Regions from separate parts of the Mus musculus genome. Here region 2 is linked to region 1. Evidence: chromatin loops called from intact Hi-C (ENCODE). Cell type or tissue: heart. All regions are shown on one strand.

Region 1 (8,000 bases):
AACTTGAGTTGTACCCCCAGCCACTGCCCCAGTGCCACACCCCAGTAAAGCTGTCACGGGAAAGCCCAAGGAAAAAAGGAAATGAACGTTGGAGGGGGAGGGGGTCAGAAGAAAATGTCTGCACCTTCGTTTCAGTTGGGTGGCTGTGGTCTGGCTGATTCATCCAGGGCTCCACAGATAGGTCAGAGCCCCAGCTCCACCTAGCTAAGCTCACATCTACCATCACACGCTCCTGCTTCCTGGGTCCTCTGTGATACCTGACCTTCCTGCTGGGGCAAGGCCAAGACATCCTTATTCCATCTGGTTTGGCTTAGTTGATGTTGCTGGGGCTCTGGCTAAGAGACCTAAGGGATCCAGGATGCAGGAGGCCCTCGTATGCTATGAGTGGTGGGAAAACATACTCCCTACCACCACTACTTCCAAGACACATGTGCATGTCACTCACAACCAGTTCAGAAGCCCCACCCTCTGTGTTACTACCCCCAAGACTATGTATAAGGCACTGTCTCAATAGGAACCTAGTATCATATCTCACACCCCCGATGGGACATACACATGCCAACCAAGCTGGCCTCAAACTCATAGAGGTCCATCTGGCTCTGCCTCCCCTCGTATTGGGATAAAAGGCGTGAGCCACCAGGGCTCTTGGCATTGGGCTCTCAATACTGACCATGAGTTCAGCTGTTTGGCCTGTGAACTTCCATTCTTCATGTGTGAAGTAAGAAACCCCAGCACCTGCCTATTACATGTGCATGTATGTGCACACATGTGCATGTATGTATTACACACGTGCCGGACACTGGACAATCCTGGGTGTCAGTCTCAGGACAGTCAACTGCTCTTCTGAGGCAGGATCTCTCAATGGCCTGGAGATCGATCGCCACCTGGGCTAACTGGCTGACCAGGGAAGCCCTAGGATTCTGTCTCTGCCTCCTTGGCACTAGATGGCACATAAGGAATTTGCATACGTGTTGTGAGGCTCAAATTCACACCTTCATGCTTGTGAGCCAAACACTGCACTGACTGAGCCAGCCATCTTCCAGCCTTTTGTACTGTTTTTCTTTTCTGAGACAGGGTTCTATGCATCCCAGACTGGCCCCAAGTCCAAGGGTGACCTTGAACTTCTCCTGCCTGTACTTCCGGAGCACTGGTTACAGTCATGGGCCACATCCAGTTTTTTGTGTTCCTGAAGACTGAACCCAGAGATACCTTATGCCAGGTCTCGTCCAACTGAACAACATCCTCCAGCTCCTTGTAGGATGAGTGTGAAGAATAAGTAATAATCGAGTTAATAAACATACAAATGGAAGGAGAATAACACCTTGTGTAAACTGAACTCTGACCTCCAAGCACAGGCTCCCATACACTTCATACACTTTGCCCACACACACACCACACACTCTGTGTATGTGTATGTATATACATATACATATATATACACATATGAATATATACACACACACACATACATACATATATGTTTTTTTAAAGAAAGAAAATGTATACAGTATATGCTCATGAGGAACACCCAAAAGGACTCCCAGCAGTTTTGTCTGAGGAAACTTTCTGAGGACCACCCAGAGGTACCAAAGTCAAGTTCAGTGGTTATACTAAGTCTGAGCCGACTCAAAAAAAGACTATCTCTCCAGAGATCCAGAGATCTGAGAGGCAGATTTGGTTGGTCTTGTGGACTAAGTCAATCAAAGAAAAGACAGATGCTGGCCCTAGGACCAGCAGGTACCAGCTGACTGGGAAGAAGGGAGGACTTAGGGACTGTACTAAGTGTCTGCTCTTGCTTGGTCATCTAGTATATCTGAAGGCCCGTGACCCCCAAGACCCTTCCCACTGTGGTTCGTGGGTCTGTACGGGACATGTCTTAGGAGGAGGGGAGAACAGAGAGGAAATAAGAGGCAGCCTTCTGAGCCACTGAGTGCAAAGAGCCTTCCCTTCCTAAGGTCCCCAAGACATCTTGGTGTGGTTCTCTTGCTAAAGATCCAACCCCTCCCAGGGTCTCATTCAAATTGGGCTCCAATCACAGCAAGCTCTGAAAATGAGCTCAGGAAAGATTCTGTGACAGCAGACAGAAATCTTCAAGGGACAGGCGGATGGGACCTACAGGTGCCCTCTCCTCCCCTAGCAGGGCCCCCCTCCTCCAGCTGGAGCTTAAGTTGATGCTCAAGGCCTGCATGTGTCTTGAGGCCCCGGCCCTGACTTCCTTTCCCAGAACTCAAGAGAGCCCAGGGGAGGGGCAGGGAGGAGCAGCCTGGAGAGAAGGGAGCAGAGATCCGGAGGAGGGTGGGCTGGAGCAGAAAATGCTGGGGCCAGAATCGGGAGGTTCTGGGATTGCCCCAACTTCAAGGACTCTGTCCAACCTTCTCCCCAAAGGCCAAAACTTTCAGGTCTATTTTTACTCTAGAGGAAAAAGGGCTGTGAGGCCAGAGCTCGGGCTGGGTGGTAGAGCATTTGCTGAGCACACACCAAGCCCTGGGATCCATCTGCAGCACCATTTAAACTAGGTCTGGTAGCGCATGCCTTGTAACCTTAGCCCTTGGGAGGGAGAGGGAGGAGGATCAGAAATTCAAGGTCATCCTTGACTGCGGAAGAAGCGTAAGGCTAGCCTGGGCTACGTGAAACCATGTCTTAAACAAAACAAAACCCATGCTGAAGAGAAGTAGCACACATACTTCTAATCTTAGTACCAGGGAGTCGGAGGCAGGCACTATGAGTTCAAGACCAGCCTGGTCTAAAAAAGGGAGTTTCAGGTCAGTCAGAATTGCATAGTAAGGTCTTGTATCAAAAAATAAAAAGTGTGTGTGTTTATATGTGTGTGTGTGAGAGAGAGAGAGATGGAGTCATAGGCGAGATGATGAAGAAAGAAACCAAAACTGGTTTGGGATTAACCCCCATGCCCACCCTAAGGAGTAGAGGCTGGAAAATGACTTCTGCTGTCAAGAAGACAGTAACTATCACTCATCAGAAGCCATGGCCTGCCTGGCCCAGGGCAGGACTTCGTATTATCTCTTAAGTCGAATGCAGGTTAGACTCTTTACCCAGCCATATCCTATGCCTCGTTTCCTCACCTGCAAAGGCAGAATAATGCCTGTCTTGCCTGGGATGTAGCTGAGTGACAGAGTACTTGCCAATATGTACAAAGGCCTAGGTTTGAGCCTCAGCATACACACAGACACACACAGACACACAGACACACAGACACACAGACACACACAGACACACACACACACACACACACACACACACACACACACACGCAAGCGTGTGTGCTTGCTTCATTGGGCTGTGAGGCCATTAAGATGCTCCTTAGCATATAGTAAACATTTAGCTGGTACTAGCCACCATGAGGGAAGGGTCACAGGTGAGGAAACAGACACCAGAAAGGAACCTAGCAAGAACCAAGCCAGGCAGCTTATCCATAGGGACTGCTCTCTGGCCCGACCACCATAGAATGAAAATGGATGGTGAATCCCCATTTGATGCCAAACAGCCCTATCAGTCTGCCAGCTGAGCTGTGTGAAACTTAGCAAGAAGCTTAACTTCTCTGTGCAGCGGCTTCTTGGCCTGTCTCCTATGTCCCTTGAGCTGACGGTGGTTAGGAAAGAATGAATTATTAAGTCTTTGGAAATACTAGCCAGACTCTGTTCCAGGGCTGTTCACTGTGGCCATCTTGCTCACTGTGGGCCGAGTCTGCTGTGTCCTGTAGCCCACTGACCGTAAGGCCTTCTTAGTTCTCTGTCTCTGTCTCTGAAACAAGCTCTTGCCCAGTAGTCCTGGCAGGCCTGAGCTTGCCATGGAGGCCAGGCTGGCTTCAAATTCCCAGAGATCCACCTGCCTCTGCCTTCCTAGTGCTGAGACTAAAGGCCTGCGCCATCAAGCCAAGCAAGCAATAGCCCTTAACGGGTCTGACCGGCTGCAATAAGATCTGGCCCGGATACAGGAAGAACCAGCCCCACCTTCAAAGAGGCATGGCTAAGTCTCTGCTTTCTAACCTCAGGAGAGGCTGCTGGGGAATTTTACCCAACAAGGGAGAACTAATTCTTTCAGAAAGGTGTGGCTTCCGAGGCCCTTAACAGGCAACAATGTAAGTGTTAGACCCTTTGAAAGGTAGGAAGGGTCATTCCAGAGTAGCTTCCCTGAAAATGTGCTGGCGCCTGCTGACACTTGGGTCCCTCGGAGGCAAGGACGACGGAAGGTCAGGAAGAGTTGTGGGAGGGCCCCTGCCTGCGCAAAGGAGCACCTTCTCCCAGCGCTGCACACTTGGGCCAGAGCACATTTTATGGAGATTCTGCCTGGTCCGGTCAGAACAGCTCTCTGTGTAAACAGCTGGGAATGGGGTGGGGACAGAGGTCCCAGGAAACCAGCTGGCGCCTGAAGGACCAGGTGGGGTTCTTCACCCAATCCGGGGGCCCCTGAAGTGACACTCTGGGCTATAGCTCCATCTGGTGGACCAAGTGTGAATACCATGGGCCGGGGCCAGCGGCAGGCCGAGTGATGACGCAAGGGGGCCTCGGTGAGTCACCCAATTTCTAGGCGGAAAGGGGTGGAGTCTTCGCGTTGACACTCTGGCAGAGGCCCTAGGTGCATGCGCTCTAGACTCCTGTAGCTAGGACTCACGTCATTAGGCTGGGATCACACAGCTATTTGTTAGAAAGTTCTTACATTTTTGCCAAGTGGGCGTGGTACTTTCCATGCCTGTAATCCCAGCTCCCAGAAAGAAAAGGCTGGGGTTGCTACAAGTTCAAGGACGGCCAGGTCTGTTTACAATAGTACGGGGGTTGGGGGGAGGCTATATGGCAAGGCTCAAGCAATAATAATAATAATAATAATAATAATTCAAAACGCATAACCAAACAAAAAAAATCCATCTACTCAAGAAAAACGTATGGGTCTGGAAAGCCAGAGAACCAGCTAAAAGCTTGTCCTGCTCTTGCAGATGACCCAAGTTCAGTCCCCACACTGTGTGGCTCACTTCAGGCCCTTGCATTTATGCACACAGACACACAGAGACACATAGTTACAAATAAAATAAACATTTTTGTTTCGTCCTAATGCATCCCAGAACTACCTTAAACATCTAAACGCTTCTTGTATCTCCTTCAATTTCTGGAGTCTAACTTCACTTTTTGATGCTGCCTTGCTTGAAAGCTTTACAGCCTAGGCCCCTTCCAACTTCCAATGATCCTCCTGCCTCAGCTTCCTGAGTGCTGGGACCACAAGCATTCACTACTACTTCCAATACCACTGCATTTATTTATTTTCCTACTTAGCTCTCTTTTGTTTTTGTTTTGGTTTGGTTTGGTTTTGGTTTTTCGAGACAGGGTTTCTCTGTGTAGCCTTGGCTGTCTTAGAACTCACTTTGTAGACCAGGCTGGCCTCGAACTCAGAAATCCACCTGTCTCTGCCTCCCAAGTGCTGGGATTAAAGGCGTGCGCCACCACGCCCGGCTGTTGTTTTGTTTTTTAAAGATTTACTTATTTATTATATGTAAGCACTCTGTAGCTGACTTCAGACACTCCAGAACAGGGTGTCAGATCTCATTACGGATGGTTGTGAGCCACCATGTGGTTGCTGGGATTTGAACTCAGAACCTTTGGAAGAGCAGTCAGTGCTCTTACCCGCTGAGCCATCTCGCCAGCCCTCTCCTTTGCTTTTAAATTAAAACTATTACTTATACGCCCGGCAGTGGTGGCGCACGCCTTTAATCCCAGCACTTGGGACATATTTACTTGCAAAGACTCCCTCTGTGTTCTACCCCAAGCCCTCCCCCTCTCCACACATCACACCGTACCATCCGTATTATATTTTTGTTTTAAAATTGTATGTGTATTGGTGTTTTGTCTCTACCTGGGTCTGTGCACCGTGTGTGTGTGTGTGTGTGTGTGTGTGTGTGCGTGCGTGCGTGCCTGTGCGTGTGTGCGTGCCTGTGCGTGTGTGTATGTGTGTGTGTGTATGTGTGTGTGTGTATGTGTGTGTGTGTGTATGTGTGTGTGTGTATGTGTGTGTGTGTGTGTATGTGTGTGTGTGTGTGCGCGCGTGTGCGTGTGTGCGTGTGCGTGCGTGTGTGTGTGCGTGTGTGTGTGTGTGCGTGCGTGTGTGTGCGTGTGTGTGTCTGGTGCCCAGGAAGGTCAGAAGGAGCAGAGTTACATAGACTTCCTCCTGGTGGGCAGGAAGATAGGGTGAGGGGATGTAGCTAGGTAATACTGGTGGTGAATTCCAAATTCCCAAGATGAAAGGTCTCTTCTTCACTCTCAGGACCTGAGACAAAAGCCTGGCAGCTTAAAACAAAAGTTTTATTGAGTTTCTTCTCCCACTCCCGGACCCCCTGCTGATGGACTTCAAGCCTGGAAGGTTTACAGGCCAATCAACCATCCTATCTTTTTTCAAATTGACCAACCCTAAATTAGGGGAGAAGGACTTTTTGAGAGACTTAAAAAGGCCTCCAGCCTTCAATTTTTTTGTTTCCCAAGTCTGCACTCTGCCTTGCAGGGTCTGTTTCTCTGTGTGTCTGCCGCATGTGTTTCCTCATTCCCAGTACCTGCCCTTCAACCGTTGGTTCTGTCTGCTGCTGTCTGCTTGCAGTCTGAGATTTCCCTCGACACTACCAGCTGCTTCCTACTTCCTAATTCTTAAAGTGGCAGAGCACATAAACCTGATCAAAACTTGTAGACCTTAAGAAAAAGACCTCAGAGCCGGGCGGTGGTGGGGCACTCCTTTAATCCCAGCACCTGGGAGGCAGAGGCAGGCAGATTTCTGAGTTCGAGGCCAGCCTGGTCTACAAAGTGAGTTCCAGGACAGCCAGGGCTACACAGAGAAACCCTGTCTCAAAAAAAAAAAAAAAAAAAAAAAAGGGTCTCAGGGCTGAAGAGAAGGCTCAGTGGTTAAGAGCACTGACTCCTCTTCTGAAGGTCCTGAGTTCAAATCCCAGCAACCACATGGTGGCTCACAACCATCTATAATGAGAGCTAATGCCCTTTTCTGGTGTGACTGGAGATAGCTACAGTGTACTTACATATAACAATAAATAGATCTTTAAAATATATATATTTAAGAAAGAAAGGAAAGAAGGAAGGAAGGAAGGAAGGAAGGAAGGAAAGGGCATCAAATCCCCTGAACTGCAGTGACAAATGGACAACTGTGAGTTGCTGGGAATTGAACCTGGGTCATCTGAAAAAACAGCCTGTGCTTTTCTGGTGTATAGGGTCTCTCTACATAGCCATGGCTGTCTGACTATGTGAACTCTCTCTGGACGCTGGTTTTCAAGATGATAAGCTGGGACAGAGGTGCACGCACATGCGCACCTAGAATTACGGTGAGAAACACTACGGAGCCCCTAAGTGGTTGTTGAAGCCACATGACCCAGAGTTCAAAGGTTTTTAGGGGTGCTTTAGGGAGAAAGTGAGGGGCTGAGACCAGAGAAGACACAGACTCCAGTCTTACTGCAGGAAAGGTGCCCTAGGTCGGCAGCAGGGACAGGGACAAGGACAGGAATTGACAGCTCTTTGAAACGCAGAGGATTTAAACTTTAAAAGTCTGTGGGCAAAATAAACACACCTACCGTTCAGCAGGGAAAGGGAAACTTGGCAGAGGTCCCAGAACTTTCCCCACCCACAATCCGCCCTAAACTTCCTCTTGTGGTTTCTCAAGGGTACAGGCTGTTCTTGCTCTACAAGTGAGGGCGGAGGGAAAGGGGCGTGCCCAGGGTTCCACTGTGCCCAGACCCTGGGAGCAGAGAGGAAGAGGTGGGAGGGCGCAGAGGAACTTTGTTTGCATTATTCATACACTTCACAACCTTAGTCCCTCACCCTCAAACCCGACATCAACACCCATCCCTTCTTAGGATCAATGCTTAGACGTTCTTTGAAAAAACAAAAAACAAAACAAAACAAAAACAACTTTTACTTATTTTACACATATGGATTTCTTGCCTACATGTAGGTATGCACACCCTGTGCATGTGTGGTGGAGACCAAGGGAGGGCTTCTGAT
Region 2 (8,000 bases), 99 kb before region 1:
AGAGAAACCCTGTCTCGAAAAACCACAAACTCTAGCGGGGTTAAGGGCATAACAAAAGCCAGGCAGTGGTGGGTGCACACCTTTAATCCCAGCGCTCAGGAGTCAGGAGGCAGAGGCAGTCTGATCTCTGTGATCCCAGCCTAGTCTACAAAGAGAGAGTTGCAGGATAGCCAGGGATACACATAGAAACTCTGTCTCAAAAACACAAGAACAAAAAAAAGAAATAAAAGTCTAACAAGAGGCTGGTGAGATGGCTCAATGGTTCTGACCACTCACTTCTGACAGAACAGAGTTCACCATCCACACTGGGTTGTCCACAAGGGCCTGTAACTCCAGCTCCTTTCTGACTTCCCTCCACAGCACCCAGCCCCAGAAATAAAATAAAGTCAGGTGTAATGATGTGCATTTAGTTCCAGCACTAGGAGATGGATCTCTGTGAATCTGAGGCCACTCCCATCTACAGAGTGAGTTCCAGGACAGCTAGAGCTACATAGTGAGACCCTGTCTAAAAACAAACAAAATAAAATATAAATAAATCCTTTTTTAAAAAAAAAGTGTAGTGATGGGAAGAGGAGAAAGACTGCAGGATTGGGGAGCAATTCAGGGCCTTCCCTGTACTGCCCTGGCCTCTCTGCTGCCCCCTGCTGAATTAGGCAGGCTCTACACTGAACCTCCAACTCCCATCCCTTCTGTCTACACTGCCAATTCACATCTTTCATCGCTTTGAAAATCCAGTTTAAAATATGCCAGCTCTCAGAGCCACTCAAAGCTGACCTTATTCTGTCTCAGGTTATACACTGTAATTACATACCTGGATCATACCACATCAAGTTGTACTGCCTTGAAACTTTGCAAAGGCAGCCAAAGACTATGTGAGTGAGCTGCCAAGATGGCTCAGCGAGCAAGAGCACTGACTGCTCTTCTGAAGGTACTGAGTTCAAATCCCAGCAACCACAAGGTGGCTCACAATCACGCATAATGAGATTTGATGCCCTCTTCTGGTGTGTCTGAAGACAGTAACAGTGTACTTAATAAATAAATCTTTGGACCTGAGCAAGCACGGCCGACCGGAGCAGAGGTCCTAAATTCAATTCCCAACAACCACATGAAGACTCACAACCATCTGTATAGCTACAGTGTATCCAGAGACTATGGGCACTGGGCACTGGATTCCCTAGGACTAGAGTCAAAAACTGTGAGCTGCCATATGGGCTCTGGGAATGAAACCCTGGCTTCTAGAAAACCAGCCAGTGTTCTCAACTGCTGAGCTGCTTCAGCCCCAACACTATTCTTTAATGAAGTAAGTGCTTCCCGTTATTGTGTACAATTCTTGTTTCCTAAGAAAGGTTCTCAGTCTCTAGCCTAGGCTGGCCTTGAACCCAAGTTTAGTTCCCAGTACCCATATCAGCAGAAAGCTCATAACTACCTGTGACTCTAGCTCCAGAGGATCTGATACCTCTAGCCTCCATAAGCACCCACACTTGTGTGCATATAGCCACACACAGGGGCACAAGTGCTTGTACACACACACATTTGAAAATAAAAACAAATCTTTAAACAAATAGATCAAACTGCAAACTGACCACCATAATATAAGATGGACCAAGAACGAATGAGGCCACAAACACATCCTGCCTCAGTCAGGACCGCTACCCTTGACAGAAAAGCAAGCAGATCCATTAACGTAAATACTCTAAGCCATGCTCCTCCCATCTGCTCTCAGCCATCTACTGACCTTGGCTGCCCAGGGTAGAGGCAGCTGTGTGGTAAGTCTCACAGTCCACACAAAATGTCCCTTGTTTCTCTGCTCCAAGCATCTCCAGTTTCTTGGTGAGGAGCTCCACTGTCTGCTGGAGACTCTTGCCCTCAGCCACAGGCATCTGGGACACACTGAGAAACACAACGCCAAGTCAGCAGGGTCCAGAGACACAGAGCTTCTGGCTAAGCCACTCAATTCCCCAACAGGTAACGGATCAGCAGGGCTAGGAGTTACTTAGACATCTCTGATCCCCACCCATCAGTCCCCAAGAGTTCCTGGAACTCACTTGGTAGACCAGGCTGGCCTGGAATTCACAGAAACTTGCCTGACTCTGCCTCCCAAATGTTGGAATCAAAGGCATCAGCCCTCAGATGGATTGCCTGACTCTTCCAAAGGCCCCAGGAAAGGCCCTGTCCTGTATCAACTTACTGCAAACAGGGAAACTGAACTCTAAATGACTCTGCTGTGATCTGTCTTCATTGCTCACAGGCATTCTTTACAGTAGGGTAGAAGTATGAGATGAGGCTCCTAGTGTCAACTGTGGCAAGAGCCTTCCTTTCACAGGGCAGACCTGTGGCCCCTGGCCTCCAAGCTTCTTTAACTGGAAAGAAGCACACCACTACCAAGACTTTTAAGTGCTGAGGCCGAGTACTTTAAAATTAATACCCAGAAAAGCACGGTGCCCAAACCTTACCAACTGCCTTTTTATCAAGTGAGACTTCAAACATGTTTAAGATAAAAGTCAATCAAAACTGTCTGAAGCCCAGGCGATGGTGGCTCGCGTCCGTTTCATCCGTGCGCTTGAGAGGCAGAGAGAGGCAGGTGGATCTCTGTGAATTCGAGTCCAGCCTGTTCTACAGAGTGAGTTCCGGGCCTCCCAAGCCTACACAGTGAGACACCCAGCTCGAAAAATTGTCTCTGCCTGGTACTCCGAACTCCAAACTCCCAACCGCTCCTTTCCTCCTACCTCTGTCACTAGCCCCAACACCTTAAAATGGCCAATTCAAAGTCTGTAACTGCAAGCAAAATAGAAAAGTCACTTTCTCCTCGCGCCACTCTTATCCCTTTCTGCGAACAACTCCTAATCTAGAAACCCTATTTCTAACCTTTGGGTGCTAGTAGCGACACTACAAGGCCTCAAGGACAGGAAGAGGTACCAAGAAAAAGGTACAACTCCTGGCGGGTCCTAGGGATGCGCTGCTCCCTTTGCCAAAGGGGTGTGTCTGGGAAGAGAGAAGTCCCACGCAGTGTCCCCCATCCACACAACCGGAAGACATCTTGGTCAGCCCCCCGAGGAACCGAGAACCTCGGTCAAAATCCCTTTCCCCGGGCCATCACAGGCCCACAGACACCTTCACGACCCTATATGCTCCGTCACCACAGAAGCCCTTCAAGTCCTACCACGTCACTCCCATAGCGAAGGATCAAAAGGTGGCGCCTCCAAACCCTCGAACTCAGAGACTCCAGACCTTCACGCGAACGGCGGCCCCCTAAACACAGGAAGCAGTCGTTGATCGACCGCCGGAAATGCGCAAATACTGAGCGCCGCGGCGACACGCCCACAGGGAGCGCCATCTCTGGTACCCAGTGGTGACATTTCTAGAACGTCATCGACTCGGCTCCGCCCCCAAGGCGTCCAACGGGTTGACAGGACGCCCTAGGCTACTTTCATGAATTCTGGAAAAGGGTGACTTGGACATCCACCTTTCTAATGAGATTACCTGAGAATTTGGGGGCTCCTGCTATAGGTCCCGAAGCTCTTCCTGAGAGTAATAGATGAGGAACTTCCGGCCTCCTAACGCTGGGGGGCACTGTGATCTCTCAGTGGCCTCTTGGCGATCGGAACACACAGCGCAAGCGCAGTATCGGCTTTTTAGCCGGCTTCACACGTGTGAACCTGGTGGGCAATTTTTTCGGCCAAAATGCCCAAATTCAAGGTGACACGTGGGGCCAGCAATCGGGAGAAGCATGCACCTCTGGCCGAGCAGATCCTGGCTGGGAACGCAGTGCGCGCGGGGACCCGAGAAAAACGGCGGGGGCGTGAGGTCGAAGAGGAGGAAGAGTATGTGGGACCCCGGCTAAGCAGACGGATTTTGCAGCAAGCCAGACAACAGCAGGAGGAGCTCGAAACTGACCATGGGGCTGGTGATCGGTCAGCACCACCGCGAGAGCGCGCCACGCGGCTGGGTGAGTGACAAGGGGTGGAGTCGTGAGTTGGGCCGGTCTGACACCCCATCAGAATACTTTACCGGCGTGTTCCTCCACTTCCACTCCTGAATTCCAGAATTCAGAGTTAAGCCAACGAAAAGTGATCTCTCACACCAGTTCTAGCATTATTTTATTTTAGGTTTTTTTCGAGACAGGGTTTCTCTGTATAGCCCTGGCTGTCCTGGAACTCACTTTGTAGACCAGGCTGGCCTCGAACTCATAAAGCTGCCTGCCTCTGCCTCCCAAGTAAAGGCGGGTACCACCACCACCTGGTGGTCTAGCATTTATTTATTTATCCTCTGGGCGTTTGAAGTATTTGTGGACTGCCTGCATAATGTTTTGAGCTGTGTTAAGTTTTTAGGCAGTTTTGATACAGAAATAAGATATTCGTTCCTCCTGATAACACCGGAAGTCTAGCTCAAGGCACCCATTAAATAGAGTTACATATTCCAAGCAGGAGTGGCGAGGCTCACCTGTAATCCCAGCACTCGAGAAGCAAGGCAGAAGACCTTCTTGGCTATATAGTAAATTTCAGATTAACGAGCCCTGTCTCTCAAGAGAGAGGAAAAAAGTGATGATATTTCTATTTAAACAAAAAAGCAGATGAACATTAATTCTACATGGTGGGTATCCCAGATTTCATGTCCTTCGAATAAGACCTGAAAAGCAAGTGGGGACTGTCCCTGTCCCAGCGACAGGGGAGGGGAAACAGTATTGTTTACGGGCTAAAAGGGGGAAGAGGGGTGGGTACTGCCACCTGTCTCACTGGGGAGGAATTGTTGTTCACCTCCCAGTTGCTTAATCTTCCATTCTTATTTCTCCTAAAAAGCAATATTGACACATTTGAACATGGTTTTGGGCCTACAGCAGCTTTTTCTGTTTCTTTTAGTTTTTTTTAAAGTAAGGGCTCATGGAGCCTGGGATGGCATCTAATGCTGTAGGGGAGGCTGACCTTGAACTCCTGATCTTGCCTCTGTTTTCCATGTGGTGGCATGATAGGTGGGTGACACCACACCTGCCCTTAAAATAACTTTTTTTTTTTAACTCTGAGACTGAGTCTCGTTAAGTTGTTCAGGCTGGACTTGAACTTGCTGGGTGACCAAGACAAGGTTTGACGGTCCTTCTGTGGTGTCGTCAGGGAATTTCACTTTGAGGCCATTTGTTTGACAGCTACTTCCAGTTTTTTCTCCCTCAGAGTTCGTCCAAGAAAGCTCACATCTTTATATCCAGTGGTCTACCTGACATCTCCAAGTTGAATACTAGTATCTAACTCTAGTAAGATTGCGTCCAAGCAGGGCAGTGGTGGCGCACGCCTTTAATCCCAGCACTTACAAGGCAGAGGCAGGTGGATTTCTGAGTTCAAGGACAGCCTGGTCTACAAAGTGAGTTCCAGGACAGCCAAGGCTACCTAGAGAAGCCCTGTCTCGGAGAAGGAAAAAAAAAAATAAAAGAAGAAGATTGCATCTAAAACAGAAGTTGTGACTTCCTTCCCAAACTTGCTCTCTGTTTGCTACTTGGAGGTTGTTAGCACATTAGCTCCACTGCTCCAGTCAGAGTCCAGGCTTCCTCTTTCTCACTTCAAAGTAAATCCTGGTGATGTTGTCTTTAGAGTATTTCAGAGCCAGACCACTTTCCATTCACCTGAGACACTCCCTGATTAAGCTACCAGGGTCTCTCCCCTGGATCACTGTGGAAACATCGTGCTTTGAATTCTGTGACCTCTGTGGTCCATTCAGCAGCTAGAGATTGATGGCGTCCTGTCTGGTCTGTCTCTGTTTCAGGTCTGACCACAAGCTAGGGACAGGATAAGATAATGCTCACAGCTGGTGAGGTCCATGCTTTGAGAGAGCATGAGCCCTGACTTCCACTCACAGCAGCTTGTAGTTTCTGAGCTACAGTGTAGAAGACAGATCTCTTGGGCCTACTGGGCAACCAGTCTAGCCTAATCAGCTATCCCCAGGTCCCAGTCAAATCCTGTTTCAAAAACAAGGTCATCAGCTCCCAAGAGTCACTTCCATGATGCAGGGTTCACTCATATACAAAAAGCAAATGATCACAACAACAAAACACCACACAAATGTCAGTGACTGTCTCCTGATTTTCTCTCTTTTCCCTACGTCGTATTTCATAGCTCTTGTCTTCCTTTGTTTAACATGTATTTTGTGTGCATGTGCGTGGCATGATGTGTGTAGAGAACAGAGGAAAACTCTCAAGAGTTGGTCCTCAGCTCTTCAGAACACTTGTTCTTGCAGAAAACCCAAGTTTGGTTTCTGGCATTCATATGGCAGGCTATAGCTGTCTGTAACTCCATTTGCAAGGGATCAAATGCCATCTTCTGATGTCATTAGACACCAGGCACACTTGTGCACAGACATACGTGCAGTCAGCACTCAAACATTAAAAGTAAAATAAACCTAAAACAAACAACCTTGGCTCTCACTGGGTATGCTCTGTGTACTCTCTGGAGCTCTATATAATATACCCTTAGTCCACTTCCATAGCAACTGATCTGTTGCTATGGTAATAATTCAACTACTTTGGTTTATTAGACTCTTTCCCAACTGCCTTGCCAGCTATGTGCGGTATTTCAAAAGTCAGCCCGGTGTATTGGCACATGACTTTAATCCCAGCACTCAGGAAGTACCCAGCCAAGACTCCATGGTCAGGACCTCAGGATGTGGCAGGAATGGCTCAACCCACCTATCACCCAAGTGAGGACACAGAGACCTCTTATTAGTTATGAAAGCTTGGCCTTAGCTGCCTTGTTCCGAACTCGCTGATACAACATAATTGCTTTATACTAGTCTACATTCAACCACGGGGCTCGTTACTGCTCTTCAGTAACAGCACGTGTTTCTTCCTCTGTGTCTGGCTGTTGAGTCCCCTCACATCTGATTTCTTTCCCAGAGTTCCTATCTCTGCCCAGAAGTCCCGCCTATCCTTTCCAGCCCTGCTATGGGCCACTCAGCTTTTGATTAAACCAATCAGAAGGTGATGGAGAAGAAGTTTCCACAACACTGAGACAGGTGATGCTTCATTAAAAAAAAAAACCAATGCCGACTGTACTCAGCTCTCTGCTGGAACAAAGATTAACATGTGAATAGTACACAGGCAGCCTTTACATGGAACACACGGGATTAACCCAACATCAGAAGCTCAGCCTTCAGCACTGTGGTGCGTGTTTGGAAAGTGGAGGCGCGAGAACAAGGAACTCCCAAGTCATCCTCGACTACCTAAGCCAGTAACTTAAATGTGTTGGTTGATCAGAGTCCGAATGCCACTGCCCAGCCTTAGAGCCTTCCAGGTTGGCTTTCCGTTTCCTTTCTGGCTCCTTAGTGCCCAACACTCTAACAGCATTACTTTCCAGGACGTGGAGCATGCTCTTGCTCCCAGACTGCCCATCCAGAGCCTCCTCAGCCTCTGTACTCATCCAAGTGCCTGAGGTGCACACTGCCTCCACCATGGTTTTAGTTTCAGCACATGATGCAGTTCCACTGTGCAAGCAACATAGTGGGAAGTCAGGACCCACAGTGCCTACCTACTGTGGGCACATCAACTCTTCTGCCCCGGTTTGAACTGGGTATAGCAACAGTACCTATTCCTTGAGGTCATCTGGACAGACCAGGTTACATGTGTGTAGTATAGAATGGATCCTTCTTGGTCATTGAGGGGGGACATGTCATCCATTCACTGAGGGGACATGTCATCCAGTCTTTACTGGCCTTATCATCTCTCGCTTCGTGTGCTGTATTTTCTATCAAGATTCCAAGTCTCTGGGGACAAAAGGATAGTCCCTCTGCAGGTGTCCCTCCTGCTCCCTGGGTGTGCTGTACGTGGAATGGGGAACTGACTCACAAGCCCCTGCGGCTGGGATTATCTTGTAGGGCCGGGATTGCCACAGGATGGATCAGATGAGGAGGATGAGGAGTGGCCTACCCTGGAGAAGGCAGCCAAAATGGCCGGGGTGGACCACCAGGCAGAGGTGATCGTGGACCCTGAAGATGAGCGTGCCATTGAAATGTTCATGAACAAG

Evidence for each region. Hi-C counts contacts between places; a loop is a spot of excess contacts. Peaks named below come from ENCODE experiments on the same cell type or tissue, not always from the same donor. Only the 100,000 strongest peaks of a DNase experiment are listed, where the experiment ranks them.
Region 2: a loop joins it to region 1, with 7 times the contacts of the local background. A loop is called at or near these places in 15 of 42 quality-filtered maps.

The regions. Positions count from the first base shown.
Region 1 is chr17:47,507,804-47,515,803 of GRCm38, reverse strand. It overlaps a transcript of Ccnd3 not described here. Among named protein-coding and RNA genes, the nearest start is that of Taf8, 9.5 kb to the right of the region's middle. In heart, CTCF peaks have their summits at 4,457 (motif pointing left) and 7,607; DNase peaks (open chromatin) are centred at 2,243, 3,963, 4,513, 7,683 and 2 weaker places; H3K4me3 peaks cover 1,650 bases; H3K27ac peaks cover 6,531 bases.
Region 2 is chr17:47,606,853-47,614,852 of GRCm38, reverse strand. Bysl (bystin-like) reads left to right here and starts at 3,361. Exons shown (of 7, transcript NM_016859.3): 1 at 3,361-3,946; 2 at 7,852-8,000. The coding sequence starts at 3,682. It overlaps Gm20517 (predicted gene 20517), which reads right to left and starts at 3,268. Exons shown (of 9, transcript NR_157366.1): 1 at 3,161-3,268; 2 at 1,736-1,890. It overlaps Med20 (mediator complex subunit 20), which reads right to left and starts at 3,268. Exons shown (of 4, transcript NM_020048.4): 1 at 3,161-3,268; 2 at 1,736-1,890. The coding sequence starts at 3,174. In heart, CTCF peaks have their summits at 638 (motif pointing left) and 3,537; DNase peaks (open chromatin) are centred at 652 and 3,302; H3K4me3 peaks cover 2,856 bases; H3K27ac peaks cover 2,232 bases.